Linked DNA regions of Homo sapiens: region 2 is linked to region 1. Evidence: read pairs that join two places in POLR2A ChIA-PET (ENCODE). Cell type or tissue: PC-3. All regions are shown on one strand.

What was found. Peaks named below come from ENCODE experiments on the same cell type or tissue, not always from the same donor. Only the 100,000 strongest peaks of a DNase experiment are listed, where the experiment ranks them.
Region 2: POLR2A ChIA-PET joins it to region 1 with 18 read pairs; 2 of 35 experiments call an interaction of 5 or more read pairs at or near these places.

Annotation. Positions count from the first base shown.
Region 1 is chr6:35,389,152-35,394,151 of GRCh38, forward strand. The region is part of intron 2 of PPARD (peroxisome proliferator activated receptor delta); the gene reads left to right. Among named protein-coding and RNA genes, the nearest start is that of PPARD, 49 kb to the left of the region's middle. RefSeq lists an enhancer at 2,748-3,316. In PC-3, a CTCF peak has its summit at 2,375; DNase peaks (open chromatin) are centred at 2,340 and 3,230; H3K4me3 peaks cover 1,804 bases; H3K27ac peaks cover 4,865 bases.
Region 2 is chr6:35,782,866-35,787,865 of GRCh38, forward strand. It overlaps CLPSL1 (colipase like 1), which reads left to right. Exons shown (of 3, transcript NM_001010886.5): 2 at 4,133-4,255. Among named protein-coding and RNA genes, the nearest start is that of CLPSL1, 4.3 kb to the left of the region's middle. In PC-3, no CTCF peak of the experiment used is centred here; no DNase peak of the experiment used is centred here; H3K4me3 peaks cover 518 bases; H3K27me3 peaks cover 1,487 bases.

The sequences.
Region 1 (5,000 bases):
GCTTGGCCTGGACAACAGAGCAAGACCCTGTCTCAAAAAAAGCGGAGTAGTTACTTATTGTGGAGATTAGCTGTTCAGGGGCACAAAGAACCTTGTAGGGTGCTGGAAATGTTTACTGTCTTGACCTGGGTGATGGGTTTTTTTGGTTTGTTTTTTGTTTGTTTATTTTGTTTTTTTGAGATGGAGTCTTGCTCTTGTGCCCCAGGCTGGAGTGCAATAGCACTATCTCGGCTCACTGCAACCTCCACCTCCTGGCTTCAGGCAATTCTCCTGCCTCAGCCTCTCGAGTAGCTGGGACTACAGGCGCCTGCCACCATGCCCGGCTAATTTTTGTATTTTTAGTAGAGACAGGGGTTTCACCATGTTGGCCAGGCTGATCTTGAACTCCTGACCCCAGGTGATCCGCCCGCCTCGGCCTTCCAAAGTGCTAGGATTACAGGCGTGAGCCACCGCGCCCAGCCTGGGTGATGGTTTTATGGTGGTATATAAATGTAGGAATTCATGGGGCTTATTATGTTTAAGATTAATGCAGATTGCATACTCTAACCATGAGTATGTTATACCCCAATTATAAATCAAGCAGGCAAATAAATAGCATATTCCCCAAAATAAAGAAGTAAAATGCAATAGCAAGAAAGTGTGCAAAGAGCTATGCCTGGGAAAATACAGGAACTGTATCATTTTGAAAGGGTGAGAGATGAGATTTCAGACCCTCACCCTCTCTCACTGTGTCATTTCTGAAGGGCCCTGGTGACTTTCTTTGCCCCTCTCCACTCTTACAGTCATTGGAACCAGAGGGCAGAACCCCGGGCCTCAAAATTAAGTCTATACACCTTAGAAACTAGGAATTCAAGGCTAGCCAGGTCCTGGCCCTTTATCTGTCCTTCAGAGAGTGGGGTGCCCCAGCCAAAGCGGACAGCTCGCCATTCCCAGATGTGCCCTGTGTTCTCGGCTGCGTTGCCTGACTCACCTTGGCCTTCCCTGGGAGTGCCTTTTCTAGTTTTCTGGCCCAGCTAGAAGAAAGGGCCATTACACCTACTCCAGAATCATCCCTGCTGCTCCCAAGTTGGAATATTTCTTCCTCCACAGTGGCCACCTCTTATGTGCCCTCCATCACACAGTTTGTATACTTACCTCTTCAAGGGCAGGCTGTGTTTTACTCCTTTTGTCATCTCTCCCCATAGGGGTCTAGGTCAGTGCTTTTGTACATGGTGCCTGAAACAGTCCCATAAATGATATTTTATTTGAGTGGGGCTCTCTGGCTGGAGCTACTAGGTGGAATGTTGCCATGTGGGAGCAGGGGTCATAACGAAGGCTGGCCATCAAGATGCTGGTACTTCCAAATTCCCAACAGTTATTAACTTTCAGGATTGAGGAACAAGTAATAGAAATTCCCTGGAATGCCCAAAATCATAACTTTTTCTATATCTTTCCTAACACTTTATGAGTTTTTAAATAAGGAGTGGTCATAATAATAAATGGAATTATTTTTTCTGTGATAAAATTTCAGAGGTGTTTCTGTAAAAAAAAAAGAAAGAAAAGAAAAAGAGAAAAAAAGATGTAACATTAAATGCGTGGTTTGGTGGTTTGGTTGGGCACAGTGGCTCACACCTGTAATCCCAGCACTTTGAGAGGCCAAGGCAGGAGGATGGCTTGAGCTCAGGAGTTTGAGACCAGCCTGTTAACAGAGAAAGATTTTGTCTCTATTAAAAATAAAAAAAATTAGCCAGCATGGTGGCATGTGCCTGTAGTCCCAGTTACTCAGGAGGCTGAGGCAGGAGGATCACTGGAGCCCAGGAGTTTGTGGCTGCAGTGAGCTATGATAGCACCACTCCGGGTGGTGACAGTCTTGGTGACAGAGTGAGACCCCATCTAAAAAATTAAAATAATAAAAATAAAATAAATGCATAGTTTATTGTTATTATGGACAAATATATTGTGATATATGATTGTATATATTTCATTAGCATGTAAAAATGATCTCTATCTGATATAGACATCTGATAATAGAAAATGCGGAAGAGAGCATTAACACAAAATGAATACCAAATAAAAATCACTTAATGATTTAAGAGTAATACTACACATATTTAATATTTAAAAGTTACTCTTAAAGGTTAAAACTAGAGAAAAGTTAAAAGAATAAAACAATGAATTTCTGTATTTCCTTCACCAAGATTCACCAGTTGCTAACAGTTTGGCGCATTTGCTTGATGTGTCATAGATTGTCCACATTCCATATCTGTTGGATTGTTTCCTTGTGATTAGATTCGGGTTTACGTTGTTGGTGGGAACCCACATAGATGAGGTGTGCTTCCTGTTGCTTACATCAGGAGGCACAGTGGTGCCAGTTGGCCCTAGTAAAAGTGATGCTAACTTGATTCACCTAGTTAAGTTGGCATCTGTGAAGGCTACTTTTGTATTAAGGCAGTGAACTTCGAAAGGAACTTTTCCCTGACTTTGGGAATTGCTGACAGCCATTTAGGAAAAGAGACGACTGTTTTCTCTGTCACGTGTAGCTGCAGTTAAGAAACATCCTAGTATAGTCAGACAAGCTCTGGAAGCCAGTATGTCAGGACCTGGGACCAAGCTCTACAGCCATCTCTCCCTGTGACCATAGCCAAGTCATTTCTGAGCTATGTGAGACTGTACGTATAAGGAAATAGACACTCAGAGAAGTGAAGCAGTTTGCCCAAAGCTACTCAGCTAGTGAGTGACAGAGCTAGGATTCAAACCCATTTTTGTCTGGGGACAAAGCCCTGCCCTTGTCCTTATGCCAAGCTGCCTCCTTTGTGAGGCAGCTGGTTGTTATGATTGTGGCACTGACCACTCAGATGTTGTGCTCGGAACCAAGCAGAAGAGCACCAAGCCTTATAGGCCCTGACAGGTGAGAGGGAAGAGAGAGGTGCCTTCCTTCATCCATCTGGACTGCCCTTGGAATTCCTGGGCCAATTTGGGGAACCCTGGCACCAACCCTAACATGGGCCAGTGCCAGCACCAGGTATATGCAGCCTGTACTTCCCAGTCTGGGCAGGCAAAGGCTGGAACCGCACCAGCAGCTCTCCTCTGTAACGCAGCACGGAAGTATTTATTTCAAGGGTGGCTCAGAGAAGTGAAGCAGTTTGCCCAAAGCAAACTGGTTCCTCCCCTGCATGTGGCAGGCTGTCCTGCAAGCTGGGAGGCGGGCTGTTGGACGCTCCCCAGCCACCCTTGAAATAAATGCTTCCATGCTGTGTTGCAGAGGTGAGTTGCTGGCACCGTTCCAGCCTCCGCCTGCCCAGACTGGGAAGTACAGGCTGCACATACCTGGCACTGGCCCACTTTAGGGTTGATGCATGGGATCCCCAGATTGGCCCAGGAATTCCAAGGCCAGTCCAGATGGATGAAGGAAGGTATTGCCTCAGCCTGCCTGGGTTCCTCGGGGGAGAGAGGGAGACAGGAAGCATTAATGGGGGAAAGGTGTGCCAAGCCTTGCCAAGCAGGTCATTGTGGGTGGGGAGACACCGCCTACGTGCTCGGGACGCCCCAGGATTTGGGTGGAGGTTCTTGAGGAGGCAGCGAGAAAGGAGAGCTGTGACAGCGACTCTGGAGCACTCTAGAATGGCTCTTAGTGACCTTCTGCTCTGGTGACCCACCAGCAGCCCACCAACCTGTCATCTTCCAGTTAGCAGCCATCCCCAGGGCCAGTAGCACCTGAGCACTTGGTAAGTAGAAAGACCCAGTGTCTGCTCCTCATGTTACCCTGGTGTCCTTCCCCAGAGCAGTTGTTTTGGGAAAAACTGGCTCCGGCTGAAGCAGGAAATGGTGCTCCTTGTCAAGGTCATGTTGTCCTGTTGCTATAGAACTGAGAGACCCTGAGGATCAGCCCTCTGAGGTTCCTGTTACCTCTCTTTACACTATTCATCCTCATAGGCCTCCAGGAAGGGGGCCAAATTCAGGGCCAGGACCAGGGCCAGTGGCTTGGTGAGGCATAGGCTTTGCTGTATGGGCCCTGTGGGGAGCTCTGGGGAGTTCTTATTCCCCTGGCTCATGGCCACCATCATGGAGAGACCCCCAGGGCTCTGGCAGCCAAGTGGGCAGGAGCGGAGGGAGGGGGCATCTTGGGAGGGAGAGCCCCGAAAGGAAACAGGGTTTATAGACAGACTCCCGGTCATCACTGCTTGTAATGCTTGCTCAGTGAACAGTGGCAGTGCTTTTCCTGACTCTTTCAAGAGAGTCCCTTCTCTCTCCTGCTAGGTGGGCTGAGATCCAGACTGGTTAGAAGCCTAACATGACCTGGCGTGTGAGACCTTGCACTCTCTGAATGTATTCCCCAAGTGTCATCAATAAGTCACTCCGGTTCTGGCATTTCCCTATCTTATCCTGCATACCCCTCCTCCTGGCTCTGAGTCCTGAGGAGTGAGATTGCAGTTTTTGACCCATGTTCTTACTGAGAAGTGGGCTGTCATGCAGGTATAATATAAAATCCAGAAGCTGCTGTCAGAATTATGTGAGAATTGGGAGGTGACAGCATGGGCCAATTTTCTGAATCTCTAGGGTGCTTTGATGCTTAAGAAGTCTTTCTGGGCTCCCTGAGATTTGAAACCTCTTGTTTTATCTGTCCTTTCACTCTGGTTCTTCCTTTCCTTTCTTGGGGACTTCATGCTTCTCAAATATTTGTTAAGTGGGTGCTTATATGGGACCTTAGAAAGCAACCAGCTAGGCATGCACTTGGAAAGGGACAGGAGGACTGAGAACAAGACTAAACATTTCTGTGAGATTGAGCAGCAGGAGAGCTTTGCTTCTTTACTGGTGTCAGTATGTGCCTGCAGCTCCTGGGCTGCCTTTACTCGAGTGAGATCCATTTACAAGACTCCTGACTCTTCTACTCCACTTTATTACAAAAGATGTTGATGCTCGTTTTAAAAACAATTTAAACTACAAACATGAATAAAGGTATTTATCTCCCCACCAGTCCCCCTCATTCTCCCTTCCCTCCTGTTCTTAGACTGGTTTCCCCT
Region 2 (5,000 bases), 390 kb after region 1:
TAGCCAATCCTCCTTTCCTGCCTTATTTTCTTTATAGCACATAATCGTACATAATAGGATTATACATATATAATATAAATATTACTTATTGTTATGTATATAACATATGTGGTAAAAATCACACCTTACTAGGTGCTCAGATCTTGAGTTTACATGGAAATCAATGGATTCGAACCTATGCAGACCCCCTCATCACTACCGTCAGAACAAGATATAGGACATTTTCATTACCCCAAAAGCCTCACTCTTACTCTCCTAGTCAATAGCACCAAAGGCAACTGTCTCCTGACTTCCATTATTATAGATTAGTTTTGAACTTTGTATGATGAAATCACACAGTATGTACTTTTAAAAAAAAATTTGGGCCAGGCGCAGTGGCTCACGCCTGTAATCCTAACACTTTGGAAGGCCGAGGCAAGTGGATCACCTGACGTCAAGAGTTCGAGAACAGCCTGACCAACATGGTGAAAGCCCATCTCTACTAAAAATACAAAATTAGCTGGGTGTGGTGGCACATGCCTATAATCCCAGCTACTTGGGAGGCTGAGGCAGGAGAATTGCTTGAACCCGGGAGGCAGAGGTTGAACTAAGCCAAGAAAGTGCCATTGCACTCCAGCCTGGGCAGTAGAGTGAGACTTTGTCTCAAAAAAAAAAAGGGGGGCTGGGCGCGGTGGCTCATGCCTGTAATCCCAGCATTTTGGGAGGCCGAGGCAGGCAGATCACGAGGTCAGGAGATCAAGACCATCCTGGCTAACACAGTGAAACCCTGTCTCTACTAAAAATACAAAAAAAATTAGCTGTGCGTGGTGGCGGGTGCCTGTAATCCCAGCTACTCAGGAGGCTGAGGCAGGAGAATGGCGTGAACCTGGGAGGCACAGCTTGCAGTGAGCCGAGATCGCACCACTGCATTCCAGCCTGGGCGACGGCGAGACTCTATCTCCAAAAAAAAAAAAAAAAAAAAATCTGACTTATTTTGCTCAACGTTTTTTCTGTGATACCGTATCATTTCACTTATGTATCTCTTCCCTGTCTTCCCTCTCTAGAGCTGTGTGTGTCCAATAGTGCAGTTACTAGTGTGAACCCAAAATATCTGAGACAGGTCTCAGTCAATTTAGAAAGTTTATTTTGCCAAGGTTAGGGACACACCTGTGATACAGCCTCAGGTGGCTGGGGTGCACCTTGCTTTTTTTTTGTTTTTTGTTTTTTGGGGTATAGCTTGCTTTTATACACATTGGGGAGACATAATATGTCAGTCAGTACCTGTAAGATTTACATTCGTTTGATCTGGAAGGGTGGGACAACTTGAAGTGGGGGGCATGACTTCCATTCCAGGTCATAGGTAGATTTAAACAAATTCTGATTGGCAGTTGGTTGAACAGCTATTATCAGCAGAAGGGAATGTCTGGGTTAAGATAAGGGGTTGAGGAGAGCAAGGTTTTATCATGCAGATGAAGCCTCCAGTAATAGGCTTCATAGAAAATAGATTGTACATGTTTCTGATCAGACTTAAGGTCTTTGTTAATGTTAATGCTGGAGGGGTATTAATGAGGCATGTCCAACCCCCACTTCCCGTCATGGCCTGAACCAGTCTTTCAGGTTAAATTTTAGAGTGCCCTGGCCAAGGAAGGAGTCGACTGAGATGGCTGTGGATTGGTGGTGGTGGGAGGCTTCAAATTTTATTTTTGGTTTACACTAGCCACATATAGTTACTTAGATTTACATTGATTAAAATTCAACAAAATTTAAAATTCAAGCCAGGTGTGGTGGTTCATGGCTGTAATCCCAACATTTTGGGAGGCCAAGGTGGGAGGATTGTCTGAGCCCAGAGGTTCGAGACCAACCTGGGCAACAAAGCAAGACTCCTGTCTCTTACTGGTGGAAGGTATCTGAGTTATTGGCAATGAATCTGTATGCATTTACAGCAACCTCAATTCTTGCCTCCTCAGAAGAAAGAATTCAACTGAGGGGCATAAAGCAGAAAAAGAGACTGAGGCAGGTTTCAGAGCAGGAGTGGAAGTTTATTAAAAAGCTTTAGAGCAGGAAAGAATGGAAAGTACACTTGGAAGAGTCCCAAGTGGGCAACTTGAAGGGCAAGTGCAGTGTTTAACCTTGGTCCTACCCCTTAACAGTCTTGCCTACCTCCAGTGTCGTGTGCCTCTCTCCCCTGATTCTTCCCTTAGGGTGAGCTGACCACATGCGCAGTGTCCTCCTTACCCTTGGGAAGTGAGCACATGCAGGGTGTTTAGGAAGTTGTACGCATGCCCATCTGAGGCTTTGTTCCCTTTTCCTGTGGAGTGTGCCCCTGGAAATTTTTTTTTTTTTTTTTTTTTGAGACAGAGTCTCGCTTTGTCACCCAGGCTGGAGTGCAGTGGTGCAATCTCAGCTAACTGCAAGCTCCACCTCCCGGGTTCACGCCATTCTCCTGCCTCAGCCTCCCAAGTAGCTGGGACTACAGGCACCCGCCACCACGCCCAGCTAATTTTTTGTATTTTTAGTAGAGACGGGGTTTCACCGTGTTAGCCAGGATGGTCTCGATCTCCTGACCTCGTGATCTGCCCGCCTCGGCCTCCCAAAGTGCTGGGATTACAGGCGTGAGCCACCATGCCTGGCCCTGTCCCCGGAAATTCATACTCCTCCATTTTTTCTCTTAATGTGCATTCCCCGGGCTCACTCACCCAACACCTGAGATTTTATTGGAAGCCCTTTTTGCTTCTCTCTGGCCCCTGCTTTCAATGGACACTTTAATGTTAACAGCTGTGGACCATTAGAAGCCTGTCTCTCCCTGGAGCCTAACTGCCAAATTATCATTTTTAGAGAGGCAATGTGATAACTGTTGAACCATCACCTGACATTCCTGGTGGGTGGGGGAGAGCCCTCTCCTACCCCACTCATGCCTGTCTAACTACCTGTAACATCTCTACAAAAAATAAAAAAATTAGCTGGGCATGGTGGTGTGTGCCTGTGGTCCCAGCTACACGGGAGGCTGAGCCAGGAGGATTGCTTGAACCTAGAGGTTGAGGCTACAGTGAGCTATAATTGCACCACTGCACTCCAGCCTGGGTGACAGAGTGAGACTTTGTCAAAAAAAAAAAAAAAAAAAGGAAAGGAAAGAAAGAGGGTTGGGCGCGGTGGCTCATGCCTGTAATCCTAGCACTTTGGGAGGCCGAGGCGGGTGGATCACCTGAGGTCAGAAGTTCGAGACCAGCCTGGCCAGCATGGCGAAACCCCGTCTCTACTAAAAATACAAAAATTAGCCAGGCATGGTGGCGCACGGCTGTAATCGCAGCTACTCGGGAGAATTGCTTGAACCCAGGAGGTGGATGTTGCAGTGAGCCGAAATCACGCCACTGCATACCAGCCTGCGCGATGGAAGCAAGACTCCATCTCAAAAAAAAGAAGAAAAGAAAATTTAAATTCAGCTCCTCAGTTGCACTACCACATTTCAAGTGCTCAGTAGTGGCTAGTGGCTATTGGACTGGGCAGAAAAAGCACATTTTCGTCACTGCAGAAGCTCTGTTGGACAGTGCTGCTCTGGAATGTCAGCTGCAGGTGGACAGGGATTTCTGTTTTTGTTGTTCCCAGCTGTATTCCCAGTGCCTGGAACAGTGCCTGGCACACAGTAGGTGCTCAGTATTTGCCTGTTGAATGACTATTGAAATTGTCAGAGATGATGGGTGGCTGTGATCAATAATGTTAATTACTGTCCTAAGCCCCAGTGCTGGGTGGAGGTCATTGATGTGTGTAGGGGGAGGGGCGGTGGGAATGCATGTAGGTGACCATCAGGCACAGGTGAAAGGGTGAGTATGAGTTTTGGGGCGAGAAGGCTCTGCAGCAGAATGAAGTGCAAGAGAGAGACAGGAAAGTCTAGACCACTCTGGTGTGTATGAGAAGCAGCCTATGTTGAGGACACCAAGAGTAAACCTTTTAAAAACTGTTCAGTCCCCTCCAGGCATCCACCGTCTGCACAGACTTACCCCGGCCCCCACGTAGAGACCACCCTGCCTGGCAGGAGCCAGAGGTGATGGTGGGAGCAGAGTCTGGGGAGGAGCCCCGTAGGGAGAAAGCCCCAGGCGGGGCGGCGAGGGCGGAAGGCGGGCGGTGGAGCCTGGCGGTGCCGTGTCCCTCCCTGCAGGAGCTCAAGGAGTCTTGCATCCGGAACCAGGACTGCGAGACTGGCTGCTGCCAACGTGCTCCAGACAATTGCGAGTCGCACTGCGCGGAGAAGGGGTCCGAGGGCAGTCTGTGTCAAACGCAGGTGGGTATCGCCGCCCGGGGGGAGCCAGAGGGGATCCAGGGGAAGTGGGAGCCAGGGCGGGCCCAGATTCCTGGGGAGGAAAGAAGGGTAGGTGGGCGGAAATGCCCTGGAGCCTGGAATTCCCCCGTGGGACTGCACCTCCAAGCCTTCTGGGGGAGCCTGTGGACGGAACCAATATGGTAGCCCACCCTAGGGTTTTGGAATCCTGGATTGGGGCGGGAAGGCGATGTTTCACTTTCTAATGTGGGTTCACATTCTCCAGGAGTCTTCTCAGCAAATTCCGAAAGTAGTACAGTAAATGGGCACAGCTAGGTCCAGCCTCTGCCCCAGAGCCCCGTCTTCATCCAGCTCAGGAGTTCTGCTGTGGCCCCGGGTGTTCCTGGTGGAGGATGGGCAGAGGCAGCCTCTGAGCTGGGTGTGTAGGGGAGGGAGTTGATTTGCCCATGGAAGGATTTAAAGACAAGACATAGAGGTCCTGCGATGGTGTGTCCATGGACTTAGGACAGGCAGATGGGTCAGTGACAGGCAGGGTTACAAGGTCTGGAGCTGGGAGGACACTGAACAATCCAGGAGCCAGCCTGGAGAAGGCAGCCAGAGGTGCCACTCTGAGCAGCTGGCAAGCTATCATTTATCCCTGGATCCTGGCTGTGGGCAAGCACATGGGCCCTGGAGCTGGGCTGGGCTGGGCTTAGGGGCTCAGGGAAGAGCTGCCGCCAAGGTCGAGGTCAAAGTCCTGTCTTTCCCA